Regions from separate parts of the Mus musculus genome. Here all the other regions are linked to region 2. Evidence: chromatin loops called from intact Hi-C (ENCODE). Cell type or tissue: heart. All regions are shown on one strand.

What was found. Hi-C counts contacts between places; a loop is a spot of excess contacts. Peaks named below come from ENCODE experiments on the same cell type or tissue, not always from the same donor. Only the 100,000 strongest peaks of a DNase experiment are listed, where the experiment ranks them.
Region 1: a loop joins it to region 2, with 2.6 times the contacts of the local background. A loop is called at or near these places in 5 of 42 quality-filtered maps.
Region 3: a loop joins it to region 2, with 11 times the contacts of the local background. A loop is called at or near these places in 4 of 42 quality-filtered maps.
Region 4: it touches region 2 in a loop (2.7-fold over the local background); 5 of 42 quality-filtered maps call a loop at or near these places.

What each region holds. Positions count from the first base shown.
Region 1 is chr2:32,147,165-32,155,164 of GRCm38, reverse strand. It overlaps Prrc2b (proline-rich coiled-coil 2B), which reads right to left and starts at 4,017. Exons shown (of 32, transcript NM_001159634.1): 1 at 3,874-4,017. In heart, a CTCF peak has its summit at 4,211 (motif pointing left); DNase peaks (open chromatin) are centred at 674, 1,754, 2,804, 4,084 and 4 weaker places; H3K4me3 peaks cover 4,912 bases; H3K27ac peaks cover 4,881 bases.
Region 2 is chr2:31,679,385-31,687,384 of GRCm38, reverse strand. It overlaps Exosc2 (exosome component 2), which reads right to left. Exons shown (of 9, transcript NM_144886.3): 8 at 7,406-7,534; 9 at 6,033-6,895. The coding sequence ends at 6,815. Gm13427 (predicted gene 13427) reads left to right here. Exons shown (of 4, transcript NR_153862.1): 3 at 5,871-6,020. Among named protein-coding and RNA genes, the nearest start is that of Gm13427, 5.1 kb to the left of the region's middle. In heart, CTCF peaks have their summits at 3,508 (motif pointing left) and 6,135 (motif pointing right); a DNase peak (open chromatin) is centred at 3,574.
Region 3 is chr2:31,843,063-31,851,062 of GRCm38, reverse strand. It overlaps Fibcd1 (fibrinogen C domain containing 1), which reads left to right and starts at 5,058. Exons shown (of 7, transcript NM_178887.4): 1 at 5,058-5,352. The coding sequence starts at 5,281. In heart, a CTCF peak has its summit at 3,007 (motif pointing right); no DNase peak of the experiment used is centred here; H3K4me3 peaks cover 2,326 bases; H3K27ac peaks cover 1,610 bases; H3K27me3 peaks cover 5,630 bases.
Region 4 is chr2:32,129,871-32,137,870 of GRCm38, reverse strand. No RefSeq gene overlaps it. Among named protein-coding and RNA genes, the nearest start is that of Prrc2b, 17 kb to the left of the region's middle. In heart, CTCF peaks have their summits at 3,651 (motif pointing right) and 7,199 (motif pointing right); DNase peaks (open chromatin) are centred at 3,630, 5,100, 6,270 and 7,970; H3K4me3 peaks cover 2,857 bases; H3K27ac peaks cover 4,647 bases.

The DNA.
Region 1 (8,000 bases), 470 kb before region 2:
ACCCCAAGACAGAAATGTCTCAGGAGGGGAAAGACGGGTAACAACAACTGAACTGCCTAGCAAACTGCAAGATTAAATAAATCAGCAGGTACACAAAACACAACATTCACAGGAAAAACCAAGTTGTCAGCTGTGCACAGTGCACGTATGTAGAGTGTTCCAGTTGCGAAGACGCCAGGACACTCACAGCAGTTCTCTCCAGTTAGCGGGTGGGGTAGGTGAATTGTATCTGTATTTTCTTAAATCCTTGTCAATGTTTTCTAATGTTTTTTTCTTCAGGAATCACGTTTACTAGGGGCTGGGAAACGTTATTTTAAAGGCCCTTGCATAATGGCAGGGAAATCCCTGAGCACCCGAGGATTGGCTTCTCCCAGAGCCAAAGAGGAAGAAGCCAATAGTCAGAGAGGAGGGAGAAAGGGGGGGGGGGGGCACAAAGGCAAACATGCCAGACAATAGCCCCTGGAGGTGGACTTCACCCTGCACAGCCACCTCCTACCGCCATGAGAAGCCCCACACACCAGCATCTCTACAGAATCCATGAAGTTCTGGAAAGATTATAACAGATGGGGGAAAAGTACAATGGAAAACAAAGCAAAGCAAGCAAGCCACCAAGGCAAACACCCCCCTGGAGCACAGATTTCCCACAGGCCCGCCTATGTAAACAGCAGTGTCACCTGTGGTGAGGCCCAGGCCTGCCAGCTCCCAAGTGAGGATGCCAAAGGGCCCCTGTGAAACCTAAAGGCTCATGGTAAACAATGTCCCCGCTCCAGGAGGCTAACCACCTATCTCTCCCCACGGCTTCCAGCACCACTAGCCCTGTGAGGCCCCATCCCAACGTTCCCAAGTCTACCCAAACCCAAGTAGTAGTAATAATAATAATGACTGAAGGCTGAGGGTTGGCTTAGTAGTAAGGGTGACTGTGGCCAAACCTGACAACCTGAGTTTGATCCTGAGGAACCGCGGGATAGAAAGCTAGCGCCAACTCCCACAGGTTGCCCTGGGACCACCACTGGAGGACCATGGTACACAAGCAGAGACACACTCAATAAATATAATCGACTATAATTCAAAAGAAGTCTTAAACTTACTTAGCCCTGCCTTTGTATACAATACTCAAAAGCAAACAAAACAAGGCTCGCAGCACAGAGTCCAACGGGTGTCTGCTGGAAATATTCTTTCTTTTCTTCTTTCTTTTTTAAGAGGAAAAAAAAAACTGTACTGTTTTAAGACCTGTTCCGGCCAGGCCCTATTAATACCTGCTGGCCTGTAACTTGATCTGAACATTTGACAGCAGAGGAGCCTCATTATGGAAGTTAGAAATGCATGCACTGGACCTCCCAGCCTTTTCTGGTTTGAAATAGAAACTAACCCTGAAATGATCAATCTTAAACGCTGGAACAAAGGGAGATGGAACCAACCCACAGCCATTAGCTGGGAGCTGGTACTCTGTGTGAGGCAAAGGGGGGGGGGGGCTTTAAAAGACAATAAAATGATCTTTCTGAGAAAAAGAAACCGGGCGGGTGGGTGGGAGAGAGTCGAAATTCAAACAGGATGGAGGGTAGCGGAGTAAAGCCAAGGCTCAGGAACCAGTTCCGACCGGCCATTCCAGAAACTCCACTCTCCTAAGGCTTTTGACTCTCAAGTGCCCAGGGATTTCCCCTCCCTCACCCTCTCCTTCCCACGGAAGAGTGGGGAGGACCAGAGCAGGCCCCACATGAGCAGCGAGCTCCGCCAGGAATTACAATCCTGGGGGCAGGGACAGTAGACTTCAACCTTCCCTAATCCACCAGCCACAGGCAGACCAGGACCAGACTGGCAAGGGAGGTCAGACAGCAAGGATGAGCCAAATGGCAAGTGTAGAAAAGGCCCTGGAGGGGACATGGAAGCGCCTTAAACTCAGCAAATGATTAAGGCAAATGAAGCAACACCACACACACACACACACACACACACACCTCTCCCTCCCAGACTGCAAGTCACTGTCTATCCAACTGGAAACCAGCAAGTTAACCAGGGCTCTCCAAGAGCCAAGGCCTACGTCACCACACAGAGTGAGACCAATATCTGTCTCCCCATTCATTATCTGAAACCCTTCCATGGTCTCCCACTAGCAGCGGAATCTAGCTGAGCTCCCCTGGACCTTTAAGCCAGCCCTGAAACAATTTGCTGGTCACAGCATTTGCAGGGGGTCCCCAATTCCACAAGCCACAACACGAGGAAAAGTCAGGATTTAAAAGGAACTAACAAAACCAAGGAACCTGCGAGAATGTCCATGTCTACCACCTTCCCAGGACAGAAACGCTCTGCTGTGAACCTTACCGGAGGCTCCCACGAGATACAGCAGGAGTCTTATTATTCCCATTTTATAGATGCAAGAGCTGGGGCTCAGAGACTTGGGTAAAGTCACTCAAGAGGACCTGAACATGGCTCCAAGAGGGACACTTGCCTGAACAAGCTGAAGGCTCCCCGAACAATTATTTGCCCATCCCCAAGGAGGGCAGTTCTCTTCCAAAGTCAAGACTCCCGAGTTCCTGTCTCTTCTCCTATCCATCCTATACAATTCCAGCCCACTGAAAGCCAGACAACCCCCTGCTCTGACGGGGGCTACTAACGCAGTCCGTGCCTCCTCCCCACTGAGGCCCAGCACTAACCAAAGTACCTACGGATGTGGGTATTTTGTTGGGTTTTCACCATGTAGCCCAGGCTGACCTGGAACTTCCAGCAGTCCTACATCACCCAATGTTTTGAATCCCTTCTCCAACGCTGCCACTTCAAACCAGCACCTGTGGCATGCCCCAGCATGGATGACACCACAAGTGGCCAGCCTTCTGTCCTAGGTTGACAGCACAGAGTAACTACAGAGCACCGACGGCTTGCCAAGTCATGCCTCTCTGCCTGTGAAGGCTGAGTAGTCCCTCGGTGGCAGCAAGCATCCCACTCCACAGCCTGTACCCCTCAGGTCCCAGCTTGCACCACGACGGTGCAGACATTACGATACAAAGCAAGCCCCTGCGGTTGTACTGCTGAGAAAGGGCGCTGAGGCTTCAGACAGACGGACAGAAAACCCAAGTGAGATATACAACGCAAACAGACAACACACCGAAATACACGCTAACCTTTCCAGGAAAGAAAAAACGTAGGTGAAATTTAACTACCCTGCAAAAGACAGCTTTATAAAGGTTTCTCCCAGGCAGCCATTTAGCAAATGACACACTCCGGAGAGCATCGGCGCCCCCCTTCTCCCACTTCCTTCAAGCTCACCATTGCCTGGGGAAGGGGGGCGACACCTATTCTTGCCTAACAGTGGGCTTCATCCCCCCACGATATTTACAAAGAAGAAAGGAAAGCAGCAGCGTCCACTTTTATGCAGGCAGATCCTCTCCAGAGAGGCCCACCATCTATCTCAATAGGTCTGCATTTCTCTCTTAAAAGGTAGACGAAGAAAAAGAAACAAACAAAAAAATCAATCTGGCAGGCCCCGAGCAGCGACATCCTGTTTATCATTAAACATTTTTAGCAGCGGCTCCGGGTGCCGTGAAAACACCACCCCGCTTCCCTCAGCCGAACCCACCCGAGCCGGGGCGGCGCTCGGCCTGCGGTTCCGGGCGGCCTCGGGGTCCCGCGTCCCCCACCCCGGCCGACAAGGCCGCCGTCCCCGGGCGCAGGAGAGCCCTCGGGCTCGATCCCGACCCCGAGCCTTGCCCAGCCCCGCTCGGCCCGCCGTCCTCCCGCCCTGGCCGCGAAGACACAACAATGGCGAGCTGGGGAGCGCCGAGCAGGCCGCCCAGGCCGCAGCCCCGCGCCCGCCGCAGCGCACCGCCGCGGAGACAAAGCGCAACCCCGGCCTCTGCCCTGGCCCCGGCCCCGGCCCACCTGGTCTGCGTCCGCGCGCGACGGGCCCGGGCGATGGCGGTCGGGCGGCGGCCGGGCGCGGGGGCGGCGGATGGCGGCGGATTGCGCGGCGGCGGCGCGGGGCTCGGCGCTCTGCGCTCCTGCCTCTGCCTCCTCCTCCTCCTCCCGCTCCTCGGCGCTCGCTGGAGCCTCGGCGCTGTGGCTCGCCGCCGCCTCCCGCCCGCGCTCGGCTCCCCGCCCCCCGCCGCCGCCGCCTCCGCCTCCGCGCCGCCCCCGCCCGCCGCCCGCACGGTGGCCCGCGCAGCGCCCCCTGCTGCGTCGCCCCTGTCCCGGGAGGGAGGGCGGGGGAGAGGAGGAGGGAGAGCGCGGGGAGCGAGCTGGGCCGCGGTGCAGAGGGGCTGCGGAAGAGAGGGACCTAGATGGAGAGGAGGCTCGGCTGGAGAGGGGACGCGGTGGAGAGGGACCTTGATGGACAAGGGGCTTACGTGGAGAGGAGGCCGAGGTGGAGAAGGGGCCCAAATGGAAAGACCTTGATGAAGAAGGGGCCTAGGTGGAGAGGGACCTTGATGGAGAAGGGGCCTAGGTGGAGAGAGACCTTGATGGAGAAGAGGCCTTGGTGGAGAGGGACCTTGATGGAGAAGAGGCCTTGGTGGAGAGGGACTTTGATGGAGAAGGGGCCTAGGTGGAAAGGAACCAGGAGAAGGAGGAAGCCCTGGTGCAAAGAGGCTGCAATGGAGAGGACGGCTCAAATGGAGAAAAAGTAAAGGAACTGGGGGGAGAGGGGGATCCCAGTAGCAAGATACATGGATGGAGATGGGGTCCCAAATCAGAGGGGTCTTCATGGAGAGAGGCTCCTGGTGAAGAGGAATCTCAACGGAGAGTGGATCTGGTTGAAGACCACCCCCACCCATGGAGAAGGCCTCCTCCATGGGTGGGGGAGGGGCTCTTGAAAGAAGCAGACATAGACTGGGAGGGGACCCCAGGGAGAGCTCTGGGGTGAGAATGCAAAAGGGTGGGGAGAATGGGGAGGACTCAGCACCCTAAAAGGCAGGGGATGCAGACCTGAGAGGGAGGGGGGCTCAGAAGAGGGACTGAACTTGGATCCTGCTCCCACCACCCCCAGAGCTCTAGAGCCTCTTGACAGACAAACCTGACAGCCTGACAGTCCTGACCTGTTAGAATGTGTGGAGGGAGAGGGGGATCCCAGTGGCAAGATACATGCAGGAAACACGCAGAAGTGGTACGGCAGAAGTGGTACGGCAGAAGTGGTACGGCAGAAGTGGTTCGTTGCACCATTCCACAGCAAGGTCTCCCTTCCATAACAAGTGCACCGTATAGACACTTCACCTTTTTTTGTTGTTGTTTTATTTTGTTTTGTTTTTCAAGACAGGGTTTCTCTGTGTATCCCTGGCTGTCCTGGAACTCACTCTGTAGACCAGGCTGCCCTCAAACTCAGAAATCTGCCTGCCTCTGTCTCCCAAGTGCTGGAATTAAAGGCTTGCACCACCACTGCCCGGCCACTTCACCCTTTTTAAAACATGACATAAACCACCCCACTTGGGTGTGTATTCGTGTGAATGCAGAACAAAAGGCCTGGGAGAGAGACTGGCTCCCTTCGAGGTTACTGTGCAGTGCTAGGTTCTCCTTATCTATTCCAGATATCCTAGCAATTAAAAATAACATTCAAGAAACAAGAACATATATATGGCTGGAGAGATGGCTCCTCAGTGGTTAAGAGCACTGACTGCTCTCCCAGAGGTCCTGAGTTCAAATCCCAGCAACCACATGGTGGCTCACAACCAGCTGTAATGGGGTCTGCCCTGTTCTGGTGTAAAATAAATAAATCAATCAATCAATCAATCAATCTTAATTAAAAAGAAATAGTTGGTGATGTAACTCAGTTGTAGACTTTGTCGCTTCAATGCAGGAGGCCCTGGGTTCAGCTACTCAGAAGAAAAGTGTGGGACCATCTTAGGCACTCTCCTGAAGAGACTAAATCCCAGCTGCTATGGTGTCCTCTGTTAGTGGGCTGGGCTTGTCTGGTTTAATGCCAACTCTGAAGCACTTATTATTGTAAGAAAAAAGAGGGACTGAGAGGATATACAGCTTTTCCAAGGCCGCTCAACTAGGTCCTGGAAAAAAACAAAAACCATTTCAATGGAATGCCAAGCCCAGTGTCTGGGGCATGTTCTTTTGGGTAGTTTTATAATTTTCTTTTTTTTTTCTTTTTTCTTTTTTCTTTTTTTTGGTTTTTCGAGACAGGGTTTCTCTGTGCAGTCCTGAACACTCTGTAGACCAGGCTGGCCTCGAACTCAGAAATCCACCTGCCTCTGCCTCCCGAGTGCTGGGATCAAAGGCGTGTGCCACCACGTCTGGCACTATAATTTTCTTATGCTTTCCCAACATTACTGCTTTCTATCCATGACAACTTCTATGTATCTCCTCTCTAGGATAAACCTGCTAGCCAGACAGTGGTGGCACATGCCTGTAATCCCAATCTTGGAGAAGCTGAAGCAAGAGGATTGCTGCTAATTTGAGACCAGACTCAGCTACATAGTGAGCCTTAGAACAGCTAGAGCTATGTAGCGAGACCCTATTTCAAATATAAATCAGTACATCAGGATGCAGCAGTGTAGACAGGTATGGAATCCCAGCACCTAGGAGAAAGAGGCAAGAGTCAGAAGTTCAAAGCCATCCTGAGCTACATAGGAAGCTAGAGGCCAGTCTGGGTTACAGCATAACATGGAACTTGTGATCCTCCTGCCTCCACCTCCCCAAGTGCAGGATTACACGTGTGTTGCCCACTCAGTGCTGAGGATCAAACCTAGGGCTTTGTATGTGCTAGGTCAACTGAGCTACAGGCCCCTTCCCCCAGCCCTGGATTCTCACTTCACCCTCACCAAGCACAAAAGATAGACACCAATGCTCTTCCCATCGGGCAGGGAAGAAAGGCAGACTTGTAGCAAGTACAATAAACCCATCCCCACCATCAGTGACACCCAGTTCCAACCTGAGTATGTAAGCTGATATGGCCAGAGGGGTTTCTGGGAATTTGTGGTGTTTTGAATTCTGGGTACTTTTAAGAGGGTATATAAATGCTAGGGCCTCTATAGGTGGGGTGAGTGGTTGTGGGTCATTAAGGGAAGGTGTTGGCTGTGATTTGTTAATAGTCCTGCACAAAGAAGAAACAAAAGGAAAGACATTAGATTCAGGGATTCAGAGAGAAAGATCTCTCTCTCTCTCTCTCTTCCCTTTATCCTTCACTCCTATCTAGTGATAGGGGGTGAACTGCGGTGGGGGAATAAAGAGTGGAAAAAAGAAGAACCCAGTGGCAAAGACTAGCTACATTGGGCCATTCAGAAAAATGTGTATGGGCCGGGGAGTGGTCAGAGGTGGAGCACATACATGCTTAGCATGGAGGAGCTTGGTTTCCTGCTAGCAACCAGAAAAATAAAGACTGAAAATACATATGTTAACTAAGGTTGGCAGTAACAGACCTGTAACCACAGCACACGTGCGCGAGCACACACATACATACATGCACCCATGAGCACACATGCACAGGCAGGAGCACACACATGCACAGTCACGTTTAAAATGGTCTAGTGAGCAAGGCCTCTGAGCTATCACATGTCTTCAATCCAGAAGCTGGTGGGTTAATGAAAGTTCAAAGTTCACCTAATCTACATAGCGAGTTCCAAGACCACCCCACCAAAAGAAAAAGAAAAAGAGAATGCTAGTGGAGATGTTTAAAAAATAAAAGAAAGATATGTGTGGTTGTGCTTCATGCTGTGGTCTCAGCACTCGGGATATAGAGGCATGATTACCACAATTTAAAAGCCACCCTCATTTACATAGAGGATTTTAGGCCAGGGTTACACATAGCAAGACTTTAGCCTCTACCCAAAAAAAAAAAAAAAAAAAAAAAAGAAACTAAATTTTCACTTTCGGGGAGGCGGGCAGAGGTTGCCATAGAACCCCCTTTCCAGGCTGAGCTACATTGCCTGTCTGTGAGATAAAGTGAATTTTAGCTATATAGCTGGCTGTATTTAGCCACAGGTCCCACATTCTCAGATTCAACCTGATGTGGATCAACAATCTTTGTTGTTGTTGTTGTTTTGTTTTTTCGAGACTGGGTTTCTCTCTAT
Region 2 (8,000 bases):
ACCCACGCCTTTAATGCCAGCACTCGGGAGGCAGAGGCAGACGGATCTCCGTGAGTTCGATGCCAGCCTGGTCTATAGAGCAAGTTGCAGGACAGCCCGGACTACACTGTTATCAAAACAAAACAAAACAACAGAAACAAAAGTCACTTGAAATACTGTGAAGCAAATGAAAATTTGTGCCCAGATTTAGAACTGGAGTTTATAAATTCACTCACAGAATAATATGATTGTCACATTATTTGAATTGCAGTTTGGCTGTCCAGGTTTCTCTTAAATTGTACGGCCAGTCTTCAAATAGGTGTCCTGGCTTCTCTGATTATCTATCTATGCTCACCCTGATGACTGTAATTTTTCTTTTTTTTTTTCTTTTTTTAAAATATTTATTTATTTATTATATGTAAGTATACTGTAGTGTGTCTTCAGACACTCCAGAAGAGAGCATCAGATTTCGTTACAGATGGTTGTGAGCCACCATGTGGTTGCTGGGATTTGAACTCAGGACCTTTGGAAGAGCAGGCAGTGCTCTTAACCACTGAGCGATCTCACCAGCCCCCTATTTATTATGTGTATGTAAGTACACTGTAGCTGTCTTCAGACACACCAGTAGAGGGTGCCAGATGACATTACAGATGGTTGTAAGTCACCATGTGGTTGCTGGGATTTGAACTCAGGACCTTCATAAGAACAGTCAGTGCTCTTAACCGCTGAGCCATCTCTCCAGCCCCAATTTCTTTCTTTTGAATAGTCTATTTTTTAATTCCTGTCCCTGCTTTAACCATTTCCTTTCCCTACCCACATTTTTCATTCTCTGGTTGAACTTTAAATAAACAAGCAAATTGCAACTTTTAAAAAGATATTTTATTTATAAACATGTATGTGTACTTGACTGACTTTATGTGCACCACTATCATGTCTGTTGCTAACAGACTCTAAAGGGCATCAGAACCCCTGGATGAGACATAGTTATGAGCTGGACACCAAACCCAGATCATCCGCAAAAGCAGTAAGTGCTCCTGATTGAACCACCCTTCAGCACCTGGAACTGCAACTCTTCAATAACTATTTCTTGAACTAACATTACTCAGTTTGGGCTTTTGAGAGGATTTCCAGCCCAGGCTGCCCTTAATCTCTGAGAGTGCCCTTGCACTTCTGATCTCTCTGCAACCAGCTCACAAGGGCCGGGGTTACAGGTATGTTCTACCAAGCCTGGTGTAAGCCGTGCTAGGGATGGAACCTAGAGCCTCAAGAATGCCAGGCAAGTGCCCTACCAAAGTGGCTACACCACCATTCCTGGTAATGGGCACCCATTTCCTAAGCACCCGTTCCTGCTGCTGCTGCTGGCCTACAGCACTGAATAGTGCTTCTTACCCTGCGGGAATACAAAGGCAGAAGCAGGCAGTCGGTTGGCAAAAGAAGCAGTGATCCAAAGATCAGTTTGGGAGCTGCAGAGATGCTCAGCTGCTATAATGCACTGGCTGCTCCTCCAGATGACCCAGGTTTTAATTCCCAGCACCCACATGGTAACTTACAACCACATGTAACTCCAAGAGATCTGATGCCCTGCTGGCCTTGGAGGGGACCTGGCACACCATGTGGTACAGAGACATACAAGCAGACAAAATACCCATACACCCTTAGAAGACAATCAGTCTCAGTGCAGCAAACTACACTCCTGGGTCAGCAGGAGTTTCAGCTGTTCCACCCTGGGCTCACACCTGGCTTTGGCACCCTCTTAAAGCTGCATCCCGTCCTTCATTCAATTGCCTGGGACTCGTGTCAGTTTCTCCTCTAAATTGGCTTCCTCACCTAAAAGCAAGGGACATTGTTGCTTACTGTCCGGTATTCTTGAGATGAATTTGCCCTTGGTTTCCCAGCCTCAGGCGTGCCTCTCCCCTCACTGCAGGGCTGTGCAGAAGAACCCTTCTCCCATACCATCAGCGTTCAACCCCACTTTTCTTTCAGATAAGCTCCAAGCCCCACTTGTAATTTTCCTCCAAGAGAAGTACTTTTTTTTTTTTTTTTTTTTTTTTTTTTTTTTTTTTTTTTTTTTGGATTTGCTCTTTTTTGAGACAGGGTTTCTCTGTGTAGCTCTGGCTGTCCTGGAACTCATTCTGTAGACCAGGCTGGCCTCCAAATCAGAGATGTGCCTGCCTGCCGCTCTGGTGATGGGATCAAAGGTGTGCACTACTACCATCCAGCTTATCTGTTCCTCCTAAAGACTTATTTTTGACTGACTTGAGAGGCTTTCGGTGTGGACAGTCTACATCTCCTGGAAATCTGTCCCTGGGGTTTTTCTTTGGTCTCCTTCATTGTCTTGCCCAAAAGTTTAGCATATTCTGCAGCTAGACTCCTCCTCGTGTGTCTTAGTACTGTTTGTTTCTTCAGGCCAGCGCGTGGATGCTTATGCTGCAGGATAGTGAAGAACTGGCACTGAAGCTTGGCCTTCTGGTCCCGAGCTTCCTTCCTTCTTCATGGGTTTCTTTCTCTTTTTTTAAAGATTTATTATTTTACATATATATGTAAATACACTGTAGCTGTCTTCAGACACACCAAAAGAGGGTGTCAGATCTCTTTACAGATGGTTGTGAGCCACCAGGGCAAGCTGGAGAGGGCAAGTGCAAGTCTGTGTGGATGCCAATCTGAGTGTTTCAACTGGTTTCTGTAAGAAAAAGGGCATGAAAGAGACCCACGACTGACACATCCTGCTGCACCTTGGCTGGTGGGTCCAAAAGAGCTGTCAGAATCTGAAAGCTTTAGTCTCGAAAGAAGGTGGTTCCCACCACATTAGAAACCCATGGGCTGGAGAGATGGCTCAGTGGTTAAGAGCACTGCCTGACCTTCCGAAGTTCCTGAGTTCAAATCCCAGCAATCACATTGTGGCTCACAGCCATCTATTATGGGATCTGATGCCCTCTTCTGGTGTGTCTGAAAAGAGCTACACTATACCACATATAAGTCTTTAAAAAAAAATAAAATTATAAAATAAAAAAAAAAGGTATGAAGCTTGTGTTCACCATCCACTTCACTGAGTTTCTGATGACTGCTGGCTGGGAAGGATATATTCAGCCATCTTGACCAAGCTGACTGCCTAGGAGGCACCGTGACAAATAAGATACACTACTTTTTAACACTGGAAAACCTTTAAGGGTTCAAACTGCAGAATGCAGAGCGCAGCAGGTATCTGACAGGTTTTAGTTGGTTGGCTTAGTTTGGGTTTTTTGGGACAAGGTTTCTCTGGGTAACAACCCTGGCTGTCCTGGAACTCATCTTATAGACCAGGCTGTCCTGTGACTCATAAAAGGTCTGTCAGTCTCTGCCTCCCAGCAGTTCACCTCGGCTTTAAAGCAATGTTTGATGCATCTTGTACAGCTCATATAACTTTCATTAAAAGTTGTTCAATTCAATCTAATTTTATCCTTACTTTCATAAAGCAAAGCTCAGTAACAAAATTTCAGGTTTTTCTTACACCAACTGTAGTTAAGCTTGCCAGCAGTGCCCTCTGCTGGGCTATGAAAGCACATATCCAGTGAAGATGCTTTTGGGTTTCAGTGTCTTGCCAACAGCTTGGGAGAAACAGGTAAGGACAAAGAGACAGGCTCCCATTCCCAGCCCCGTAAGAGGTGGACAACTGCTGGGCAGTGGTGGCACATGTCTTTAATCCCAGCACTTGGGAGGCAGAGGCCAGGTGGATTTCTGAGTTTGAGGCCAGCCTAGTCTAAAAAGTGCCAGGACAGCCAGGGCTACACAAAGAAACCTTTCTCAAAAAAAAAAAAAAAAAAAAAGAGGTGGACAACCTGGAAACTTCTGAAATTTGAGAAAGGCAAACCCACCTGAAGTTGCAGACTCAGGGAATTCAGTTATCTGTGGATCCCTCAAACATGGGTTAAATTAAAAGTTGTCATCTATAACACTGTCTCAGAAACACACATATGCAAAGTTGTCTAGCGATGGTGCTATGATGATTAATCTTGATTGTAAATGTGATAGGATTTGAATCACCATGGAAACGGACCTCCAGACTGCTGTACTGTCAGCTTCTAGACTGGGGTGAGGTGGGAAGCAGCATCATCATTTCACTGGCTAGAGCTTGGGCTGGGTACAGAAGAGAAAGGCAAGCACAGGCATTCACCTGTTCCTGCTGTGGATACGATGTGACTTCACATGACAACTGCTATGTTAGATGAGTTAGCTCCTGTCACCAGGACAGACTGGGCAGCCCTAACTAGAGTGGGTAGATTATTGAAAATTGTAAAAACAAGCCAGGCAGTGGTGGCGCACGCTTTTAATCCCTGCACTTGGGAGGCAGAGGCAGGCAGATTTCTGAGTTCGAGGCCAGCCTGGTCTACAGAGTGAGTCCCAGGACAGCCAGGGCTACACGGAGAAACCCTGTGTGAAAAAACAAAACAAAACAAAACAAACAAAATATATATATATATATATAAAACAAAAAACAAAACAAACAAAAGCTAGGCACATCTTAATCCCAGCACCTAGAAGAGGAAGGTGAAAGGTGGTGAGTCTCTTGTGAGCTTGAGGCTAGCTTGGTTAGCATAGTGAGTTCCAGGACAGCCAGGGCTACATAGAAATAGCCTGTCTCCAAAAAAGAAATAAAAAACTAAAGATAGAAAGAAAGGAAGTTGGAAGGGGGACTTGTTGGAGGTCCAGGAAGAGTTGGGCCTGGAAAACTGGGGGGATGGACATGATCAAAATATACAGTACACATTTATGAAATTATTTTTTGTTGTTTGGGGCCTTTATTTATTTTGGGTTGATTGTTGTTTTTTGTTGGTTTTTTTTTTTTTGAAACAGGGTTTTTCTGTGTAGCCCTGGCTGTCTTGTAACCTGCTCTGTAGACCAGGCTGGCCTCAAACTCAGAGATCTGCCTGCCTCTGCCTCCAGAGTACTGAGATTAAAGGTGTACCACCACTCTCCAGCTGTTTTGGTTTTTTGAGACAGTCTCTATATAACCTTGGCTATGTAAACCAGGCTGGACTTAAACTCAAGAGATCCACCATACCCAGCATCCAAACAAATTTTTAGAATGTTAATTAACTGGGCCATTGCTCAGTGATGCCCTTGCCTAGTAGTATAAACAAGGCGCTAGGTTTCATCCCTAGCCTCAGTAAAAATGTTTTGAGCCAGTTTAATGGCTCATGGGTTAGAGTGATTACTGTCACGCCTGATGCCCCTGGGACCCACATGGCAGGCAAGAACGGATTCATCCAAGTTGTCCTGACTTCCATACACATGCACTCACACCAATGCACATAAATAAACATGAAAGAAAAACAATGTTAACTGAAGAAGTGTAACTCAGGGCACCATTATGGGTAATGTTTAGTGAGCCACTCTCTGTAGCCCAGCTTGGCCTCATCCCCTGCTTCTGTCCCCATATGGAATCACAGGCCGTGCTACCTACCATGCTGGCGAGGCCATTTTAAACTGTCAGAAGGAAAGCAAGCATGGAAACCTGCACTCTATGCCAAGGACTTGTATCCTGTCCCCTTTGAATCACTATTGAAAAGTTAATACATCACCATTTCAATTACACAGAACTTGGCTTTTCCCAACTCGTTTTTCTGTTTTCTCTCTCTCTTTTTTTTTTTCCTTCCTTTTTTTTCTTTTGTTTTTTTTCTCGAGACAAGGGTTTCTCTGTATAGTCCTGGCTGTCCTGGAACTCACTTTGTAGACCAGGTTGGCCTCGAACTCAGAAATCCGCCTGCCTCTGCCTCCCCAGTGCTGGCATGTGCCACCACGCCTGGCTCGTTTTTTTCTGTTTTCTTATCAGAGCATCAGAAACCACTATTTGCCCAGAATATTTATTCTCCGTCATCACCAGTGGCTCAGCTTTTTACAAACCACTCTCACAGGCGGGAAAAACACAAAAGGCCAGCCAGTTCCTGCTGGTGGACATGCTGAAGGAGGACCTGAGATGCTAAAGAAACAGCTCACACACAAGGGGAAGGAAGCCCAGGTAGAGGGTATGGATCCCTCGAACCTGTCAGCAGACGGAACACGCGGTGAGACTCCAACAAAGGCTGCTACCTCCCTTTATTCTCTTTTTTTTTTTTTTTTTTTTAAAGATTTATTTATTATATGTAAGTACACTGAAGCTGTCTTCAGACACTCCAGAAGAGGGCGCCAGATCTCGTAACGGATGGTTGTGAGCCACCATGTGGTTGCTGGGATTTGAACTCCTGACCTTCGGAAGAGCAGTCGGGTGCTCTTACCCACTGAGCCATCTCACCAGCCCTCCCTTTATTCTCATATCCACTTGACTCTGGCCTGACTCCACCACCTTCTCTCCAACCACACACTTGTGCATTAAAGGAGACAGAGCGGAAGTGGAAAGAGACCATTCTCGATGGCACTGCCATGTCTTTGTCTTTGGTTTTCTTTTTTCTGGGGTTAGGGTAAGGCTGGAAATGGAACTTGGGAACTTGCACATTTTAGGAAGTGGTCCACTCCTGAGATACATCCCCAGGTCACCATGTTTTCTACCAGGACAGTTTCATGGGGCATTACATTGTGTGGGGTGATTGGAAGTCATAAATTCTCCAAGTTATTCCAAGGTAAGTCAGCATCAGGCCGGGACACTGTGCTCTGAAAGACCTAAAACTACTGGGACCCAAGAGCCCAACCCACCATTACCTCCCCCTAGTTTTCTCTCAGAACAGAAAGACAGGCCTGGCTCTGCAGCCCCACTGCAGGTGAGGAATGTGTTTGTCAGATGCTCCTTGGGGACCACATGGCAGAGTTTTCACTCCCAAAACTGGCCCAGGGGGTGCCCAGTCCCATCCTTCAGCTCTCGGCCTCATCCCTCCTGGTCCAAAAGCCTCTGGCGTGTTTCCAGCATGATCTCCTCCATTACTTCCGGTTTTAAGATATCCTTGATCTGAAGAAAATAGGAAACGGTATTCGTTCATTCAGAAATACCCATCAAGTCAGCTAGAACGAGGGAATGAAGCCTGGCTAGTATACGCCTTCTGCATTATGCAATCCGACCAAGCAAGCACACAAGCCCAGCTCCAGAAAGCCAGACAGCAAGGTGCTCTCAGAGAGCTGACATCAGAGCTCTTCTGTCAGTCACCAGATGATGTTAACGTTAAAAAAAAAAAAAAAAAAAAAAAAAAAAAAGTCAAGTAAAAGATGTCTGAATTTTGGGACAGGCATGATAACTGTAGAAAGCTATTATGATAAAAAATCCTGTCTGGCATCTCCATCCTAAATCAGATTCCTAGCATGGGGCTAGACATTGAGAAGACTGGAAATATCCCAGGAATATGAATATGGCAGGGACTCATTAAGGTTGCCTCCAGGCCAGTTCCTGCCTGGGTTATGGGAAACAAAGTGGAACACTGAAGAAACACAGGAGCAGCTCACACGCAGGGAGGAGTCTGGGTACCTGATGCGCAAGGGAGGCCTCATAGCAGTACAGGATGCTGGTGTCGAACAGCATCATTCTCTGAGTTACCAGCAAGACTACACAGTTCCGAAGCCGGGAGATCACCTCTCGATCACTAAGAGCTACGGGCTACACAAGGACACAAAGAGGAAGGGAAAAAAAATACAAACAGGATCAGATAAGCAAACAGCCACAGAAGCCACAGAAGAGAGAAATCACATTTCCACCATGGAACCTCATGTCCCCCAAACAACAAACCGTGGAATTGTTCACTTTTTAAATGTGTACACGTACAACTTCATGTATGCATATGCTCCTAAGTTCAAATGCACGTGGAGGTCAGGGGCCAACCTTGAGCATCATCCTAAGAACGCCATCCACCTCCTTTGTCTTATCGGCAAGTCCCAGGGGTGGTCCTACCTCCACCTCCCCAGTGCTGGGATTTCATGTACACCTCCAAACCTGACATTGTCACCCACTTCCTCATGCTCACAATGGAAGTGCTTTACCAACTGAGCCATCTCCGCGCTCCCTGTTACCTCTGCAGTGGCTGTTTGGCTGTTACCCTGCAACTTTGCGATGTTCACCAGCAAAG
Region 3 (8,000 bases), 160 kb before region 2:
ATATCTCAGAGGATCTGGGCAAAGTGCTAGGGACACAGGGATGGACAGTGCAGGTGCCATTTATGAAAGGGCAGTACTGTCCAGCTCCCGGCACCAGCGCTGGCCGTCACAGCTCAGCTTTGGCGCATGCTCCTCCAGTAATGTAACATAGGACGGACTAACCTCAAGAGTCGAAGGACGCTGACCAGTGAACTTGAGGCATGGACATACAGCAGCTCTCTCTCTCTCTCTCTCTCTCTCTCTCTCTCACACACACACACACACACACACACACATTATACACATACTTGGTCTCTGCTAATTCTTGCCTCTGATGGCAGCCTCTGGCTTGTCATCATGTTGACAAAGCAAAAGTAAAAAAAAAAAAAAAAAAAGAAAGAAAGAAAGAAATCCATCCCGTCACTCGGACTCCCCCACCCTTGCCCAGCTTGGCAGCCCCCACCCACCCCCGCCTTTGTATTATGAGTTTGTGTCAAGGTATGTTGGATTCTAAATTAAATGTCAGCCCACTGTACATTTCTGGCTCCAGTGCAGAAAATGAGGCGCTGGCGCTGGAGCCCATCCAGTTGTTCAGCTCTCCGCGTCTCACCAAGAGGGTGACAAGCCCACTGAATCACTGCACAGCACCTTCCCATGCCAAGGGGAGCCAGGATGAATTTATTTTTAATGATAAATGTGACTGTCAGAAGTGAGTCGAAACCGCTTTACCAGAAGAGTGAAGTGCCCCGGGCGGTGAACGGGGAGAGGTGGGTGGACAAGGGCCAGAGGTCTTGACCTCCTGGCCCACTGCCTCCAGGTCTCCGGAGACAGGCAGGAGACAGGCACATTTGACATGCAGCCCACGTTCCGGAGCTCTGCTGCATTCAATGCTCTCTGGGAATATCAGAGCCCAGCAAGGCTGAGACTCTTGTGCTCCAGCAGAGCACAGCCCAGGATTCAAATTCTGGATCTACCAGCTACTGTGTGATCTTGGCCAAGGTATTGAGCCTCTCTGATCTTCAGTTGCCTTGTCTTTATTTTTTTTTTTTAATTAGGTATTTTCCTCGTTTACATTTCCAATGCTATCCCAAAAGTCCCCCATACCCACCCCCCTAATCCCCTACCCACCCACTCCCCCTTTTTGGCCCTGGCGTTCCCCTGTACTGGGGCATATAAAGTTTGCAAGTCCAAAGGGCCTCTCTTTCCAGTGATGGCTGACTAGGCCATCTTTTGATACATATGCAGCTAGAGACAAGAGCTCCGGGGTACTGGTTAGTTCATATTGTTGTTCCACTTATAGGGTTGCAGATCCCTTTAGCTCCTTGGGTACTTTCTCTAGCTCCTCCATTGGGGGCCGTGTGACCCATCCAATAGCTGACTGTGAGCATCCACTTCTGTGTTTGCTAGGCCCCGGCATAGTCTCACAAGAGACAGCTATGTCTGGGTCCTTACAGCAAAATCTTGCTAGTGTATGCAATGGTGTCAGCGTTTGGAAGCTGATTATGGGATGGATCCCTGGATATGGCAATCACTAGATGGTCCATCCTTTCGTCACAGCTCCAAATTTTGTCTCTTGCCTTGTCTTTAAAACGGGCATATTGCCACAATTCACAGGTCTTTGGAGAGTAGACCTGAGTGAAATCTGTTCATACTGACAATGAATAATGTTCCACATGTGAGAAACGATGGGCCTTACTAGACGACGACTTGGCATTAACCACATGGTTTTAGATTGTTGGGTAAATTATTTAACTATATTTCTGACTCTGCTTCACATCCTTGAATGAGACTAGCGATAGCTCTGATCTGTTGGGGTAGCTGGTGCCCCATGCAGGACTGTATGGAAGGGTGATGCTCCACAGATGGCGACCACTGAGGCTAGTCCAGAGGCATGTTGTTACTCCAGGCCCCCAGCTACTCTCCTCTTTGTCTCTCTTCACTTCTGTCCTCACCATCTATCCAGTACCCCTCCCAGTGAAGACAGCCAGCAGCTATGACTCCCCCACGGCACTGCAGTGAGGACCCCTGGGGAGGACAGCTACCTTGGGCCAGCTGACATCTTGCGATTGATGGATCCATGTTCAGAAGGAAGGGCAGGACCTGGCCAGACCCTCTCTCTAGAATCTCAACTAAAATTTCCAGACTGAAACTGCCTGATAGTTGGAGTTCTCACGCTCAGGGGACTTGGGGAAGGGAGGAGGAGGAGCAAGAGGCGGAGGAGGAGGAGGAGGAGGAGGAGGAGGGGGAGGGGGAGGGGAGGGGGAGGGGGAGGGGAGGGGGAGGGGGAGGGGGAGGAGGACAGCCACCACCACCACCCTGAATACATGGTGAGCCAGAGAGGTGGGATCAGAGTGCCAGAGAGTTCTGGATTAAGTCTTTGGTTTTGTTTTTTTGTTTTGTTTTGTTTTGTTTTGTTTTGTTTTGTTTTTCGAGATGGGGTTTCTTTGCAGCCCTGGCTGTCCTGGAGACCAGGCTGGCCTTGAACTCAGAAATCTGCCTGCCTCTGCCTCCCAAGTGCTGGGATTAAAGGCGTGCGCCACCACACCCAGCTGGATTAAGTCTTTGTAGTTCAGGAGTCCTGGGTTCCGTGAAGCCCTGCCTGGTCCCTGAGCTGGCTAAAAGGCTGCATCTGCAGAGGCCAGCATGCTTAGCTCAGCCATACTTGTCCCTGTCACTTGGCCCCTATCAGCCTGGCAAGAAGTCACAGCACACAGGCACAGTGTTGGTCTGCTCTGCTCTGTGGCTCCTCCCAGGAGCTTCTCCTGCATCCGTGCATCCCGTTCACACCTCCCCATGGGGCTGATGGGCCTGTGTACACTAGGGGCTGGTGCTGTGTACAGGGGCTGAGTGTGCTCCTGCCAACCCAGGGCCACCACTGATCGTCCTAGTGTCAACTGAGCTGAGAGCACAGCTGTGGCAGAGTGGAGATAGGGCAAGGCCACCCCTATCTGCACTCCAGCAGACAGGAGAACTGGGGACTCTTGCTGAGTTGGTGACAGGTCCCAGCAGCAAACACTGCTGGGAGGAGCCACTAGGTGGCCCCCGCTTACCTGTCCTTCCTCAGACCCAGAAGCAGAATGTCCTGAAGGCGCCCATGCACACCTGCGTGTGTCTCCCATTCAGAGTTTGGCCTCCCTTGTCTTAACCATCAAAGTGGCGTCCCCTGAACCAAGTATCACCATCCTAAACAGGCTGACAGCTCTCCGTGTACACCCAGGGACCTTTGGACCACATCTCCAGACCAGGACTGCCCAGGGTGATTTTTAGTGTACACCTTGCCTAGCTCTTCCCGGGGAACTGCAGAATCAGACTTGGGATCCTTAATTAATGCTTGCTTCTTATTTATTTATTTATTTATTTATTTATTTATTTATTTATTTATTTATTTATTTATTTATCTATATGAGTACACTGTAGCTGTCTTCAGACATATACCAGAAATGTGCATCAGATCTCATTACAGCTGGTTGTGAGCCACCATGTGATTGCTGGGAGTTGAACTCAGGACTTCTGGAAGAGCAGCCAGGGCTCTTAACTGCTGAGCTACCTCTCCATCCCTAATGCCTGCTTCTTGTGAGGGCGCTGGGAAGCCTTCGTCCATTTCCATCCTTGCTTGCTCAATGAGGAAACAGGTTCCGAGAGAGCAGAAGCCTGCCTGCGTTTATAGCGGGAAGTATGAACCCCAGCTAACACTAACCCCTCAGATGCTTATGTATGGTGCCTGCCTCTGAACCCCGGAAGAGAGAGCCCTTCAGAGTGAGGTGCTGTTAACCCTTTGGATACAAGGGGAACCTGAGTCAAGAGAGGTTCAGTGGCCAGTAATCACAGTTTCCTGCTTAGGCCTGAAGGATCTCTGGGTCACCTACAACCCTCTTAAGTGATGAGGGAGCATGGGGGAGGGGTGTGTGCAGGGCGACACATGTTCATCCTCTAGGATGTGGGCTTCTGACCCCAGCCTGGGGTGACTGGGCAGTAAGTAACTCCGGCAGCTTACTGTCCGGAAGCCGGGCTGGGACCGCGGGAGACCCCAGCCACCCGGAACACTGGAAGTGCAGACTGTGGGATCCAGTTTCTGGCTGGTGACAGTCTGGAAGGGCACGTGGCCACAGTGCCTAGCTTCAGCTGTGGTCCCGGGACCACTCTGTCTGTGTTAGGCTCGGGCCCCACCCTCGCAAAGCCTGCCCCACGCTTGCCAGGCACCTAGAGGGACGAGAAGAGGGACGTAGACGAAGATGAGGCAACAGACTGGAAACCGGTGGGAGAGAGACGACGCCGGTGCCAGGGAACAGCAAGGCGGCCAGAGCGCCCCGAAGCCGGAAAACAGCTTTAAGAAATAGCGGGGGGCCCAGGCGTCTCTGCGGAGCTGGGGGGAAGGGCGGCTGGCGGGGCTCGGCGTGGGGCGCGTGGGAGCCACGCGGTCGGAGTCACAACAGCAGCTCGTTAACCGCGCAGATTAAGGACTTTGTCAATTACCTCCGAAGGCTGCTCGGGCGGATTAAACGCTTTAAAAAGTGTTGCTAGTGGGAGGGACGACTGAGAAGCCCCCACTGGTGGCTCAGATCCCTCCTCCCGCGGTTGGGATAGCTCCAGGCCGGCTTGGGGGGGGCGGGGCGGAGCGAGGTGTTGTTCGGGACTCCGGGTGGGCAGATGCCATAGGGGCCAGCCTGGCTGCGGAGTCGGGGACTCCAGCACCAGGCCACAGGGCTGGAGATTAGCGGGCCACGCGCACACTTGCCCCGGGACTGGAACCTCGGAGCCCCGAAAGGGTCACACGGTCTCTGCCTAGCCCCTTCCTAGGGACTTAGACGAGTCCCACCCGAGAGGAAGTTTGCGCGGGGCGCCGCAGGGCGCGCAGGTTCCTCGAGGAGCCCGTGGCTGTCGTCACGCTCGCTGCTGCTGAATAGTCCTCCTCACCCCCCAGCGACCGGGCTAGAGCGGGAGTCACTCTTAGAGCCCTCGGGGGGCGCGCGCGCGTGCTCGGGAAGCCGCGGGGAGCAATAAAAGGCCCTGAGGGTCCGAGACGAAGACGCGGAGACTGAGCCGGGAGGAAGAGGGCGGAGCGCGCGGGAGGCGCGGGAGCGGGACGCGGGGACGGCGCGGCGCGGGCGGCTCTCGGAGGCTCGCGCCCGCGCTCCCAGCAATCACACGCGCTCACACGCAGCCTAGCTGGCGGCCGCCGCTCCCGGGCCACCCCGGATCCCCGGCACCGAGGGGACCTCCTGCGAGTGCAACGCACCCTGTGCACCCCTCGCCTCCTTTGCACTCGCCCTTGCCCCGCAACCCCGCTGGTCTTGCTGGAAGATGGTCCACGAGCGGTGGAAGACCGTGGGCAGCGCGTCCCAACTTGAGGACCGACCGCGCGACAAACCGCAGGTACCCACGGGCGCGGGGACGGGTGTGGGGGCTGGAGTTTGGTGAGCTTGTGCAGAGCTTAGTGGGAGCACCTGCTCTCCTCCTCCCCTCAGCGGAGTCTTGAACTCTGGGCTCCCTGCAGAAGGCACCCGCTGCAGCCAGTCCCCACCCCCACCGGAGACCCCTGTGCTTGCTTGTGCAGAGGGAAGAGAAGACCTATAGTTGGTTGTGGATCAGCCCTTCAGTTGGGGACAGCCAACAGATGACCGCGCGCAGAGTCCCGTTCGCCCACAGCCTCAATGGGGGTCCTCCTCACTTGAAATTCCTTAACCTGTGCCAGGCGCCCCGCACATCTTTCCAGGCTTCAAGAACAGGACCGGCCCCCCAGATCCGCCCTCTTTACCTAGGCGCCCAAATTCAATTGGGGAACAGTAAATATTAATCTCCTATAAGAAGCCTAGGCACTGTGATTCTCTGACTTTCAGGAGAGCAAGGCTCAGAGAGGTCCCGCTGCAGCCCGAGGCCACGAAGCCCTACAGGGATTTGAACCTGGGTCTGGCTGATCCTCTCTCCCTACTGCCTCTGCAGGGACAGTGAAGTGTCCCGGCTTGGAGGATGCCCAGGGCTGTGCACTGCACCAGCTGGGACAGAACAGGGAGGGGCTGCTGAGGTACTGGGCATCCGGAGTCGGAAGCAGAGGGGTGGCCGCAGGACTGCCCCAGGCTGGGCCATCAAGGGACTGGCATAGACAAGCGAATTGAGGAGGCCGTTTGCCAAGGAGAGCAGATAATGGGGCTGCCCGTTTTAAATTTTAAATTTCTCCCAGACAGATGTCACTGGGGAAGGAACAGTGAGAGTTTGCAACCAGAGAAGGAGGAGGTGGCAGGGGTGGGCGTGGCCACTCCTCACTAATCAAAGCTGCAACCTGCCTTTCTTTCCGAGTAACACTGGTCTGGTAAGGGGACCGGCTAGCTTGTTTGCAAAGCTGGCTCTTCACTAGTATACACTTCCCATATCCCAGATGAAGATCAGGGAGGTTGAATATGCCCAAGCCACACAGCATGTGGGCCAGAGAGCAGGGACTCTACTTTTCTAACCTCAGACTGGTTCCATTGCCTCCCTGGGTGGTCTGTCCCCCTTCTTAACTCTTCCAGTCTTCACTGTGTCCCCAGGTGGCAGGGCCCTTCCTGCTGAGATCTTAAAGGAGCAGTGGAAACTTCAAGGCTACCCCAACCTGGTCCAGTCTTCCTTCCTTTTGGTATCTTAAAGATCCTGACTGCTATTTGCCTCCCTGGGCCGGATCCCACGTCCAGACATGTGCTTTCTCATTTGATTGACACCACCAGGCCTCCAAACACTGCACACCCAGGGACACCCTACCTGTTCTACAGAGGGTAGGAAAGAGGCTGCTCCCTCTTGGAGGCCTCCCTGGTTGCCTGGGGTAGGGCTCTTAGTCCAGGCAATTTCATTGTTTTTTAAATTGTGCCCCTAGCTCTAGTTCCCTGGGGCCACAAGTTCCCCCATTGCCCCCTGCCATTGCCTTTTCCAGAAGCCCAGCTGAGGTAAGGGCCATTGCTGAGGTCAGATGCTTGAAACTTCGCCAAGAGGAGCATGGGAGAGGAGGGATGGGGATTTCTGGGGAGTCTGCTAGAAATGGGGCTTCAAGGTGTCATGGGCCAGGTATGGCCTCCTGGACTCTGCTGCCCCTGGGAACCAGCTCCCAGCTGCACCAGGTAGAGCCCAGCTGGGCCTATGCTGGGTATGGGGGTATTAGTCACCCCTTCCATCCTCCGTGCCCGCTGTGTGTTGTTGTGGTCACAGGAGGCAGGGATGGGAGGGAGAGAGGTGTGCCTCAGCACCCCTGGGGCCTTCTTCCTTGTTTTCTTGTCATATTGTGGTCCCTGACATGCTTGTGTTCCTTGCTGGTGCATCTGTGAGAGGGACCAACCCTTCCCTCTTCTTCCTCACACCCCCTGAGCTGCCGAGGAAGACCAGTGAGCTTCTGGTGTATTTGTAAACCTCGGCGTGCCACGCACCCACACAGGCTGGTTCTCCCTGCCACAGCTCCTCTCTTTGCTCCCAGGGTGGGATAAGTGCAGTCTCTTCCCACTGGAAGGAGACTGCTCCAGCACCAGGCTAGCTCACACCCTTGCCTGTCATGTCTTGGTCACACCACCCTAAGAGACTGCAGATATAACAGATGAGGCGGCTGGGGCTAGGCTCTCTGGTAGGGGGACCAAACCTGTGAGCTCTGGAAGCAGATGGGGCAAAGGGGAAGGGACAGAGGGAGGGGGGCACCCTGTTCTTCCTGAACCGGCTGCTTCCAGAGCTTGGTCACTTAGCCAGGCCTGAGCGTAGCATAGGTTTTCACCCTTCCTCCCGGGCAGGTATGGCTGCTCCTGGGAATCTCCTTGGGCCTGCTCTTCCTGGCTGTTTCAGAACTGTCTCCTCATTGGATGGATGACCTTGGCCAAGTGGCTGATTCCAACTTCATTAGGGTATCATTCCTACCCCCTGTACAGGAAGGGTCTTGTGGACCTTTGGGCAGGAAGACGAGGTCTAGTCAGGTGTTCAAATATAAGACTCTAGAACTACACATGGGCTTCCCCTGGGATCTCTGTAAGGTGTCACCCTGGACCATCTCCTTGGAGGGAGTGGTGACTTCTTGC
Region 4 (8,000 bases), 450 kb before region 2:
CGAGTTTGGAACCCAGGCTTGGTAACTTAGTAAGCAGCTAGGAGCAGTCAGTCCCCTGCAGATACAGAACACCGGGCTGTCTGTCTTGTGTTTCAGAGACGGGGTTTCTCACTCAAGTCACGCTCTGTCTGGGCAGCGAGCTGCTGAAGTCATCCTCCTGTCTCCGCCTTTCCAGCTCTGCGGTTTTCCACCACGCATGGTGCTGGAGATTGAAATCACGTCCTCCTGCCTTCATGGCTAGCCGTTTTCCCACCGAACTCTTTCCTTAGCCACCACTAGTCAAAGGCCAGTTGCTGGGCGGCCTTATTAACCGGTCTCTGGTGGCAGGAGAGGAACTTCAGGGGAAGTGTAACCAGCCAAAGGCTTTGCAAAGTTGGTCTGAAGTTCTGAGGCCTGTAGAAAGCGAATCGTACCCAACCACATTTTGTTATTGATCTTGTTTGGTTTTTTGTTTTTCCAAGGCAAAATCCTCTCTATAGTCTTGTTTGTCCTGGTTCTGACTTAAAAAAAACACCAGGTATGAACATGAGGCACATGTATACGTGCAGACAAAATACTCATGCACATCAAATACATATCTAACAAAACCACAAAATAATAATAAAAGTGGAGAGCTATTAGGAAGGCATGTAAGGTCGCCTGTGGCCTCCAGGAGTTCATGCAGAAATGTTATAAATTAGCTGGGCGGTGGTGGCACACGCCTTTAATCCCAGCATTTGGGAGGCAGAGGGAGGATTTCTGAGTTCGAGGCCAGCCTGGTCAACAAAATGAGTTCCAGGACAGCCAGGGATACAGAGAAACCCTGTCTCAAAAACCAAACAAACAAACAAACAAAAAGTTATAAATTTGTCAAAGTGGACCAACTGTCCTCAGAGAAATGAGAATACTTGTACACAAAAGTTTATAACAGCTGTGACCAGAAAGATGTACCCACCCTCATTAGTCCCCAGCTCATGTGTGTTGTTACTGGACCTGCGTGGGGAATGGGCGGGTGTGACTAAGGATCCCAGCAAATACAGTGGAATCCTTGGGGCTGACAACAGTTGCAGAGGTGATTGATGGTTGTGCTCTTGGGACATGAGGAAGGGACCATGAGCTAAGGGACTAACGATAAACTCGACAGCATTTGGATCTCTTAAGAAGCAGACTGAAGGCTGGAAGATGGCTCAACGGGTAAGAGCACTGACTGCTCTTGCAAAGGTCCTGAGTTCAAATCCCAGCAACCACATGGTGGCTCACAACCACCTGTAATGAGATCTGACGCCCTCTTCTGGTGCATCTGAAGCCAGCTACAGTGTACTTAGATATAATAATAAATAAATCTTTAAAAAAAAAGATTGTTTTAAAAAGAAAGGAAGAAAGAAAGAAAGCAAGCAAGCAAGCAAGCCGGGCATGGTGGCGCACACCTTTAATACCAGCACTTGGGAGGCAGAGGCAGGCAGATTTCTGAGTTCAAGGACAGCCTGGTCTACAAAGTGAATTCCAGGACAGCCAGGGCTATACAGAGAAACCCTGTCTTGAAAAACCAAAAAAAAAAAAAGAAGAAGAAGAAGAAAAAGAAGAAGCAGCAGCAGCAGACTGGGTCAGGAGTTAGGGGTGGGGGAGGCTTAGAGGACAGGGTCACAAACGGCCTGAGAAAATTAAAACATGAAGGTATCATTTCTTATAAAAATAATTTTATTTTATGTGCATTGATGTGAGGGTGTCAGATCCCCTGAAACTGGAGGTACAGACAGTTATGAACTTCATGTGGTTGCTGGGAATTGAACCCAGGTCCTTGGAAGAGCAGCCAGTGCTCTTAGCCACTGAGGCATTTTTTTTTTTCCAAGACAGGGGTTTCTCTGTATAGCCCTGGTGATCCTGGAACTCGCTCTGTTGTAGACCAGGCTAGCCTTAAACTCAGAGATCCACCTGCCTCTGCCTCCTGAGTCTGAGTGCTGGGATTAAAGGTGTGCACCACCTTGGCCCAGCCTGTCAAAACAACAGAAAAACAACAAAACTGTAACAAATAAAACAGCAGCAATCTGTGGAGGATCTGAAATTTAGTTCTTCATCAGCAAATATCAAAAGCTGACAGAGCCAGGCTGCCACAAGTCCTCTGTCAGCAGACAGGGCTCCACACAGATGATGCAGATGACACTGGCATGTGCTGCCACCAAAAGTAACATTTGATTGTGAGTCTTACTCTGTAGCCCAGGCTGGTATTGAACCCATAGCAATCTTCTTGCCAGCCTCATGTCTGAGTCAGCATGGCTCCATGGAGAGTTTGAAGCCATCATGGTCTATATGAGACCCCATCTCCAAACAATATATATATATATATATATATATTTGCAACAGAGTAGAGTCAGATGCAGTGGGATAGAGACAGGGGGTTGAGAGTTTGAGGCCAGCCTGGCCTACACAAGGAAATTTCACTAACAAAACCAAAGAATCCAGAAACCAAACCATATACATAGATAGATAGATAGATAGATAGATAGATAGATAGAAAGAAAGAAAGAAAGAAAGAAAGAGGGTTTCTCTGTATAGTCCTGGCTCCCTGACTTACTCTGTAGACCAGGCTGGCCTCAAATCTGCCTCCCAAGCACTGGGATGAAAACCATTCACCACCACTGCTTAGCTATGCCAGGCGTGGTGGCGCACGCCTTTAAACCCAGCACTCGGGAGGCAGAGGCAGGCAGATTTCTGAGTTTGAGGCCAGCCTGGTCTACAGAGAGAGTTCTAGGACAGCCAGGGCTTCGCAGAGAAACCCTGTCTCGAAAATAAATAAATAAATAAATAAATAAACAAGACAAAAGGCCTCCTGCGTTCGTACCACTATCTCTTATTGAATTTAAGCTTATATAGCTTTTACCTAGCTTTGTATGTAGTGTGTGTGTGTGATCCCTGAAGTTGACATTGGGACTTTCCTCCAACAGCTTCCATTTTATGCACTGAGGTGGGGTCTCTCACTGAATCTGGAGCGCTACAGTTCTGGCTAGTCTAGCCAGCTGGTTTGTTCCTGGGATTCCCCCCGGCTTTTTACCTGGGTTCTGGGGATCTGAATTCTGGGGTCCTTCAGGTTCCTCTACTTTCCCAGCAAACCCATTTTTCACTGAGTCATCTCCCTGGCCCAAGAGTAAAACTGTCTCTTCTTACTTTCTCCGAGGCAGGAGCTGTGGTCTGTATCCACCTATGGAATGTCCCCTACTCACTCCCTAGCCTGTTTCCCTCCTCTTCCTAGGGGAGCTCTCAGCAGCAGCAGGAATCCTTCCCCTACCCCATGCCTTTCCTGACTGACTCCTTGGAAATGCTGCCATGTAAGGCTCTGCAAGAAATGCCACTCCCCCCAGGACCTCAACACCTTCCTGGGTCAAGATTCCTGGCTGAATGCAGGCTGGCACTTACCCAGGGTCCTCTGCTTTTAATTCTTGTCCCTCCTGTGATGGGATTCCAATGGCCTTCCATACAAAGCCTTTACATCTTACCCTTCCCTGCACCTCTCTTCTGATCAGGGCCTTCCTTGCCATCCAGGTTCTATGAAACTTCCTGGGGCTCCTCCAGACATCAAGTCTAGACATCTAGACTGTTATAGCATGTCCTGCAGCGCCCTCACCTGCCTTCAATAAATCTCCAGCAAACACTCACCTTCTCTAGAGAGAGGAGTGCTATGCTGAGGATGACCAGCAGGGGGTGCCACAAGCTCTATATTTATTCCAGTTACGGTCTTCTGTGGCCAGCACTGGGCTCTAAAGATCTGGAAAAAGGGTACTTCTCCACCAGAATACAGAGACTGGGTACAGAGAGGAGTTCAGGGAATATTGATTAAGTTGAGCATGATCTAGACATTGGGGAACAGGCAGAAGGACTGTATGTTTAAGGTCAGCCTGGGCTACAGTGCAAGAATGTCTTACAACAAAAGGTCCCGGGGTGTGGTGGGCTCCAGTACTCAGGAGGCAAGGGTAGGGGGATCTCAGTGAGTCTAGAGCCAGCCTGATGTACATAGCAAGTTCAAGGCTAGCCACAGATACATGATGAGACTCTGCTGAGGGAGAGATGACTCCGCTGGCAAGCCTCTTGCCACACAATCATGAAGGCCTGGATCTGGGTCCCTAAATACCTGCCTGGCAGCCAGGTGCTGCAGTGTATGTCTGTAACCTCCACACTGGTGGTGCGGCAGAAACAAGGAAACCTCTGGATTTCACTGGCTACCATTACCCATCTGGTCAATTTTTGCTTCAGTAAGAGATCCTGCCTCAAAAAACAAGATGGAGCGCTGTTCTGGAAGACACCTGATGTCAGCCTCCGGCCTCAACACTGCACATGCATTGCTCATTGGGCACACACACACACTACATACAAAGCTAGGCAAAAGCTATATAAGCTTAAATTCAATAAGAGATAGTGGTAGGAATGCAGGAGGCCTTTTGTCTTTTTTATTTATTTATTTATTTATTTATTTATTTATGTATGTATTTTCGAGACAGGGTTTCTCTGCGAAGCCCTGGCTGTCCTAGAACTCTCTCTGTAGACCAGGCTGGCCTCAAACTCAGAAATTCACCCGCCTCTGCCCCCCAAGTGCTGGGATCAAAGGTGTGTGCCACCACGCCCGGCTATTTATTTATTATATCTAAGTACACTGTAGCTGTCACACCAGAAAAGGGCATCAGATCTCATTACAGATGGTTGTGAGCCACCATGTGGTTGCCGGGAATCGAACTCAGGACCTCTGGAAGAGCAGTCAGTGCTCTAAACCGCTGAGCTATCTCTCCAGCCCATTGTTTTATTTTTAATGGTTCCAGGCTTTATTACATTGCAAAGGTTAGGGCTAGGGACTTGGGTACTGTAGGTACTTTAGTTTGCTAGAGACACTGTAACAACCCACAGAAGTGTATTACCTCACAGTTTAGGGGATCAGTGGGCCAAAGGTAAGGTGTGAAGACCTAGGGAAAGGCTGTCTAGGTCTGGCTCCGCCCTCTCGTCTGGCCCCTCCCTTCCGCCTGGGTCTTCCCTTCCCCCTAGCCCCTCCCTCCGTCCTGACCTTCCCTCTCATCTGGCCCCTCCCTTCCCTCTGGGTCCTCCCTTCCCCCAGCCCCTCCCTCCGTCCTGACCTTCCCTCACATCTGGACCCTCCCTTCCGTCTGGCCCCTCCCTCCCATTTGGCCACGCCCTCCCGTCTGGCCTCTCCCTCTCGGTAGCCTCTGGCTCCTTTTCCTTGCCTTATGAAAGCATCGCTGCCTCCTTCCATCTGTGCTCTTCTCTCTGCTCGGAGAACTCCCTGCCTGCCCCCTCGTATGTGCTTTCAATTGGCTCTATTTTTTTCCCACTTTTTTTTTTTTTTTTTTTTTTTGGAGGCAAGGTCTCTCAGTGAACCTGGACTTCACCATGTTAGTTTGACTGTGTGGCCAGCATGCCCCCAGGACTCTGCTGTCTCTGTCCCCCCAGAGCGGGATTGCAGATGTACACTGTTGCCCCCGGCTTTTACACAGGTGCCAAGGGGCCGACCTCAGCTCCTCACACCTGCACAGTAAGCACTTGGCCACTGAGCAGTGCTCCCAGGCCCTAACTTCACCAGTTCCGTTTGTTAGGTCTGAGGCTCAAACCCTGGACATGGTGTGAAGTGGGTTTTTTGTTTGTTTGTTTGTTTGTTTTGTTTTGTTTTGTTTTAACCACTGGAACTGAACTTCAGATCTGCCTCTTGTTTTTTCTCTAAAATGTATTTATTTGTGTGTGAATGTTTTCTCGGAGTTGGTTCTCTCTTTCCACCATGTAGGGCCTGAGCATTGAACCAACTTGTCAGCTTGGTGCAAATGCAGTTATCTGTTGAACTATCATACAGGAGGACTCCTGCCGTTTGTTTATGCTGTGGCTTTTTTTTTTTTTTTAAATAAGGTGATCTTAGTAAGCTAGGGTAACCTTATTTTAGCTTCTTCTTATGGCTGTAAAGACAAAATAAGGTCACATCTGGGGGCCTAGGGTTAGGTCCCCAACACATCTACTTTAGGGGGTGCACAGTTCAACTGCTAAACCTCTGTAAGCTAAGAGGGCCAGACAGTAAGTGGGCTAAGTTTTCAGACCCAGGACCAACATCACATCCCTGGGACAGAGCTCCATTTATCATGTCTCTACTGCACACCCTGGTTAGGGTCAGGATGGATGCTCATGGCTGGGCTAGAGGGTATAAGAGCTCTCTTCAGGATCCCCAAGCTGGGGCTAGCTGGAGGTCTGTGCATTGTGGACAGGCTGGGGGTTAGCCCTGGCTAATGTTGCAGATGGGAAAGACTGAGGTTAGCTTCAGGACACAAAGGTAGTAGTGGATGGGCCAGGCTTGGACGGGAGTTGCTGACACTGGTCCCTACGGCCACGCAGCCTGGGATCACTGCTCTGCATCTGACTCCTCTAATTGTGACACTTAGCCTTCTGTGTCTCATTGCCTCCTGTCTCTGGCTCTACTCCAACCCGGATAACCTTGACCTGCGTGGGCTTTACGGCCTCTGAGAGGGCCCTCTACTCTTGCTTATCAGTCATGGATTCCATGGCTGCCTCCTCCTGTCCCTCTCTTCAAAACCTCCCCACAAGGTCTCAGGCCTCTTTGCAGATAAAGACTCAGGAGGTCAGAGACCTTGTGGTTTGTCCAACGTTGAGAGTCCAGACCCCAGGGCTCGGCGGCTCACAGGTACCCAAATCATTCTGTCAGATCTTTTGAGCTTCCAAAGGGAAGGGGAGAGGGGACCCCATCTCCATTTTCAGTCTACTGTGCTGTGTATATGTAACAGTGGCTTGGATCAGAAAGGATACCTTACAGGGGCTAAAGACTAGAGAGAGAGAGAGAGAGAGAGAGAGAGAGAGAGAGAGAACGAACTGCCCTAGCATGCAGGAGGTCCAGGCTTCCATCCCCAGCACCCAGTAAGCCAGAGTTCATCCCAAGGATGGGCAAACCAGTCTGTCTGGTCTTTCGTGCTCCTCTGGAAAGGAGGGGGCATATTTGTTTATTCTATGATTCTAGCACTTGGGAGGAGGAGGAAGGAAGGTCACTTTCAGCTAAATAGAGAATTGCAGGCCAGCCTGGGCTATAAAAGATCCTGTCTCACAAGAAAAGGCAGAAAAAAAAAAGAAAGAAAGAATGAGAGGAGGGAGGGAAAAATAAAAACTCAAAGAAACCAAAAAAGAAACAGACATGAATCCACGAACGCAGAGCCTGCCGCAACAACAGCCTGTGAACACTAGAGGGCTCAGGACGACAGAAACCCAATCCAGAATGTGCTGACAGCAAGGAGTGTGGAGATCCAAAGATACAGTAACAGGGATGACAAGATGTGAGTTCCAAGACTTGCCCTTGTGACAACTACTTCATTTTGTCCTCACAGCAAAACCAGAAGTGAGAAGTCTCAGTAAGATTCCCACTTTACAGCTGGGAGTGGTGGCGCACACTTTTAATCCCAGCACTCGGGAGGCAGAGGCAGACGGATTTCTGAGTTCGAGGCCAGCCTGGTCTATAGAGTGAGTTCCAGGACAGCCAGGGCTATACAGAGAAAACCCTGTCTTGAAAAACCAAAAAAAAAAAAAAAAAAAAAAAAAAAAAAAGATTCCCACTTTACAGCGAGAAACAAAAGCCCACTCTTATTAAGTGAACCCTTACAGGTCACCACATTAGAAACCAGAGGCTGGGGTTGAACTTGGCTCTGGCTTTATTACCCTGATGTTGTCCTCTCCTCCATCCCCCCTTTCATCTTCCCTCCCAGGTCCCCTTCAGCTGGCTCTCTTAAGTCCTGAGATCTATAAAGGACTGCTTAAGGCTGGAGAGGCTTACCCCTATGATTCCTTCTAGAGAAGGTGGGCTCGGGGCAGCGGGGAGTTGGGGGAGGGGAGGCGTGAGGAAGCAGTCAGGAGCTGTGGGACGGAGCTATGGATACAGGGAGGCCCTGTCTGGAAGTCTTCTGACTGGCCGCTGGCAGAGCTGGTCTCCTGGGAACTGGCCAGGGCTATTAATACAGAGCTGAGTCAGGGGGCCCTTGAGT